2 separate regions of the Homo sapiens genome follow, and region 2 is linked to region 1. The links are chromatin loops, found by intact Hi-C in ENCODE. Cell type or tissue: HepG2. All regions are shown on one strand.

Region 1 (2,500 bases):
CAAATAACTTACTTAAAAGCGTTCATGTTCCTTAATGCCTAGAAATACAGAAATCAGAGTGTTGAGGTTTTCATTTGCCACAACTTGTTGCGTTCCCAAATTTGTGGAGCTGAGAAACTCAAAAAAAATTTTTTTTTTTTTTGAGACGGAGTCTCACTCTTTCGCCCAAGCCAGACTGCAGTGGCGTGATCTCGGCTCACTGCAAGCTCTGCCTCCCGGGTTCACGCCATTCTCTTGCCTCAGCCTCCAGAGTAGGTGCAACTACAGGTGCCCGCCACCACACCTGGCTAATTTTTTGTATTTTTAGTAGAGACGGGGTTTCACCGTGTTAGCCAGGATGGTCTCGATCTCCTGACCTCGTGATCCGCCGCCCTCGGCCTCCCAAAGTGCTGGGAATACAGGCGTGAGCCACCTCGTCTGGCTGAGAAACTCAAAATTTCTAACTCTAAATTTCTAATTTGGAAATTCAGAAATATACATTCAGAATTACCTACCTGAGAGGAGACTTTTGGATGGTTCTACATATAATTGAAGTCAGTTGGCCACAAAATAATGTTTACATATTAGAAAATTCCAAGAATGCATTCATGAGAGCATTAAAGAAAATTCCAGAATGTTGCTTATGCTGTTCGTCCATCCAAACTCCTTTCCCTTCTTCTCCCCTTTTATTAAGTACTCTACTGTCATCAAGGGTTAGTAATGATCTCAGATGCTCTAAGAAATCTTTGGAGACATTCTCAAGCTTCAGAGACCTTCCTCTCACTAATTTCTCATGAGAGTAACCGTCAGGACAAATCACTTGGCATTTAGCACCTTATCTCGTGATGTATTCTTATAGGTTTGTATCTTTTCTAGCCAATTACTTATAATTTACTTGAAATCTGGAGTCATAATCTATTTTTGTACCCTAAACAACTAATAACAGTGAACTAAACATAAGTAGGTATTTGTATATATGCTTTTGATAAAGAACCATATGTATCTCTATGCAAAAAACAATGAGGCATAAATCAGATAGCATAAAGATAGGTTAATTCTATTTCCAAAACTATAAGAGATTTAGTCAATTCAACTTTACTGCCGTTTTCATTAGAAATAAAAACACCTTAAAATTGAACATCAGGGAAAATAATACAGAAAAAATTTTGGCTTCTTAGTTTATAAACTAGGACAAAATTATAAGTAATTTACTGCCACCTGGTGGCAAACTTTCACTTTAAATAAAATGAACAGTTAAAAGAAAGACTCCAGCCATTGTGGATCTTTGTCTAGGAAATTTTATATTCCGTTAGAAAAATATTAGAAGAGAAGTTAATACCCAAGTCATAGGAGATTTTGGACCAAAGAAGAGTAAGTAACTAGCCCGAATCAAATAAACTGTAAAGAAAAAAATCAAAATTATTTATGGCGGGGGGAGGAGCCAAGATGGCCGAATAGGAACAGCTCCGGTCTACAGCTCCCAGCCTGAGCGACGCAGAAGACGGGTGATTTCTGCATTTCCATCTAAGGTACCGGGTTCATCTCACTAGAGAGTGCCAGACAGTGGGCACAGGTCAGTGAGTGCGCACACCGTGCGCGAGCAGAAGCAGGGCGAGGCATTGCCTCACTCGGGAAGCGCAAGGGGTCAGGGAGTTCCCTTTCCTAATCAAAGAAAGGGGTGACGGACGGCACCTGGAGAATCGGGAAAATCGGGTCACTCCCACTCGAATACTGCGCTTTTCCCACGGGCTTAAAAAACGGTGCACCATGAGATTATACCCTGCACCCGGCTCGGAGGGTCCTACCCCACGGAGTCTCGCTGATTGCTAGCACAGCAGTCTGAGATCAAACTGCAAGGCGGCAGCGAGGCTGGGGGAGGGGCGCCCACCATTGCCCAGGCTTGATTAGGTAAACAAAGCAGCTGGGAAGCTCGAACTGGGTGGAGCCCACCACAGCTCAAGGAGGCCTGCCTGCCTCTGTAGGCTCCACCTCTGGGGGCAGGGCACAGACAAACAAAAAGACAGCAGTAACCTCTGCAGACTTAAATGCCCCTGTCTGACAGCTTTGAAGAGAGCAGTGGTTCTCCCAGCACGCAGCTGGAGATCTGAGAACGGGCAGACTGCCTCCTCAAGTGGGTCCCTGACCCCTGACCCCTGAGCAGCCTAACTGGGAGGCACCCTCCAGCAGGGGCACACTGACACCTCACACTGCAGGGTACTCCAACAGACCTGCAGCTGAGGGTCCTGTCTGTTAGAAGGAAAACTAACAAACAGAAAGGACATCCACACCAAAAACCCATCTGTACATCACCATCATCAAAGACCAAAAGCAGATAAAACCACAAAGATGGGGAAAAAACAGAACAGAAAAACTGGAAACTCTAAAAAGCAGAGCGCCTCTCCTCCTCCAAAGGAACGCAGCTCCTCACCAGCAACGGAACAAAGCTGGATGGAGAATGACTTTGACGAGCTGAGAGAAGAAGGCTTCGGACGATCAAATTACTCTGAGCTACGGGTGGACA
Region 2 (2,500 bases), 110 kb before region 1:
ACTTTCTCATTATTAGACTAGGATTATGCTTTTGGGGGAAGAGTACTACAAAAGAGAAGTGCTCTTATTATTACATGTTATCAGGAGACATGTGATGTCAACATGCGTTATCACTAGTAAAGTTAACTGCAATCACTTGATTAATATAATGTCTGCCAGGTTTCTCCACTGTAAAATTAGTAGATTTTTTTTTTCCTTATCATACCCAATTATTTGGAAACAACTCAAATGCAGCCAACAACCAAAATGAGGGAAGTTATTCAAAATCTTTTAGGTGAAGTAGTAGCAACAATAATTTGTAATTCTTTAAAGACGCTTCGTTTCCTTGCCTCTATTTAATTATCTACTCATACATTTATAAAGTAAGAACTTAGGGATATTTACTTTAATCTTTGAATCATATTCAGTTTATTTTTAGATATTGTCTGAAGCATTCCACTAGAATGTAAGTTTCATGAAGGCAGAGATCTCATTTATCTTGCTCATCACCGTAACTCTGAGGCCTTAAATAATTTCTGGCACAGGATAAACATTCAATAAATATTGGTGAATGAAAGATGAAATAATATAAAATGTATATTTTTATGATAACTTTTACTCACCCTTCTTCATCCTTTAATTAAAACAGGAATGGACTTGAGGAAACCAAAGAATTTTTAACACACTCAATCATTATGTCCAGTGGAAAAATGTGAGATGTCTGTTTTGATGCTTTCACGTGTGGGGGGACTTTACAATCTTGGCAAAGAACCCTAAAGAAATTTGACCAATGTAAACAGAAATTTAGCTTCAATCTAGCAATAATGGTAGACTGAGTATCTTACTGAGATTTGCACTAACTCAATACAACCTATCCAGAGAATGGTACGAATGGCAGAGTTCCATGAATAACAGTCATGTGAATTACTGGTGTTTTCTTACCTTCCGCACAGTAGCCCATACATCCCTGAGTTGGTTGTAGTAAGTATACAGAAAAGTTCCCACAGTTTCTTACAGACACTGGGATTTGAAAGAGACAGCAGTCTTTTGTAGTGCTGAACAAAAACTGCCATGTTGCACAAGCTGTCAATTGCTTGATCTCCCCAGGAGATGGCAGTGTTTCTGAATCTCTCAGAGACAGCCAGATGGGGGCCTGAGTTCCACAATGGTTCATCTTTTGCAGGAGAGAAAACAAAAGTTGAAAATTCAGTTTATTTTCATCCATTGTAGATATATCAACTTTGCATTTTATTCTAATCAAGCCTTAAAATATCATTAATCATTAAAAAAATTATGGCTTGTACCTGTTCTATACAAGGAAAAGTAGTTTTAAGGAATACTAAATTTAAGGGTACACATCTCATAATTAATATACTCATTCAATTACACATTCAATGTAAATATTAATACATTTATTCCATTCATTACATTTGTATTGTAAACAAGGGAAATTAGATCTCAGATACCTTACTAAAATAGCTGATACATTCTAAAATAAGACAAGTCAATCTGAAGTTATGTTAACACATAACACAAAGATAAACTGATCTTGGAAAACTCTTGCAAAATTGCTTGAAATAGTATGCACAAGAAGTTAATGCATAGTTCAGGAGGCAATAAAATCGGGGAGAAGGAAGGTATTGTTCAAAATCTGGTGATGGAAAAATTGTTTAGTAAGTTAGAAATAATACAGTTTGGTGGGGTGCGGTGGCGCATGCCTGCAATCCCAGCACTTTGGGAGGCTGAGGTGGGCGGATTGCCTGAGGTCAGGAGATCGAGACTATCCTGGCTAACATGGTGAAACCCTGTCTCTACCAAAAACACAAAAGAATTAGCCGGGTGTGGTGGCGTGCGCCTGTAATCCCAGCTACTCAGGAGGCTGAGGCAGAGGAATTGCTTGAACCAGGGAGGTGGAGGCTGCAGTGAGCTGAGATCGCACCACTGCACTCCAGCCTGGGCGACAGAGCGAGACTCCATCTCAAAAAAAAAAAAAAGAAAGAAAGAAAGTTTAAACCTCACTTGAAGTCATTTATCAAAATCCTTTTCAGATAAAAAATAGAATTAAATAGAAAAATAACCCAGGAAAAATAAGAAGAAACTATGTATGACTTGGGAAGAACCAGGGCCCTTACTAAATGCATGATCTTGGACAAGGCACTCAACATCCTTCTCTTTTATATTAGGTGGAAGTGGTACCCACCTCAAAGTGCCATAGTGAGGTATAGATAAAGTAATGTATATAATGCAACTTCTACATAGTAATGGCTAAAAAATCGTTAGCCAGGTTATAATTCTTGTTATTATTTCTATGCTTCAAAGCAAAGGAAAAACATAAAGGAAATATTGATATATGTGATTGAATTATAATTTTTAAAATATAAAAGTTAAATAATAAAATTATATGTAAATAGTACTATATTGTGTTATATTTATGTATAATTATACTATATTTGTTATTTTATTTTAACCATGTAATATTATCCATTTAAAAACTCTAAGACTACAAATGGGCAAAATGTAC

What was found. Hi-C counts contacts between places; a loop is a spot of excess contacts. Peaks named below come from ENCODE experiments on the same cell type or tissue, not always from the same donor. Only the 100,000 strongest peaks of a DNase experiment are listed, where the experiment ranks them.
Region 2: a loop joins it to region 1, with 12 times the contacts of the local background. A loop is called at or near these places in 24 of 110 quality-filtered maps.

What each region holds. Positions count from the first base shown.
Region 1 is chr7:12,495,802-12,498,301 of GRCh38, forward strand. It overlaps LOC105375156 (a long non-coding RNA gene), which reads right to left and starts at 710. Exons shown (of 8, transcript XR_001745093.2): 1 at 495-710; 2 at 13-38. It also overlaps a transcript of C7orf78 not described here. RefSeq lists an enhancer at 1,121-1,749. In HepG2, a CTCF peak has its summit at 1,235 (motif pointing left); a DNase peak (open chromatin) is centred at 1,210; H3K4me3 peaks cover 318 bases.
Region 2 is chr7:12,388,206-12,390,705 of GRCh38, forward strand. It overlaps VWDE (von Willebrand factor D and EGF domains), which reads right to left. Exons shown (of 29, transcript NM_001135924.3): 3 at 922-1,153. Among named protein-coding and RNA genes, the nearest start is that of VWDE, 14 kb to the right of the region's middle. In HepG2, a CTCF peak has its summit at 1,095 (motif pointing right); a DNase peak (open chromatin) is centred at 1,086.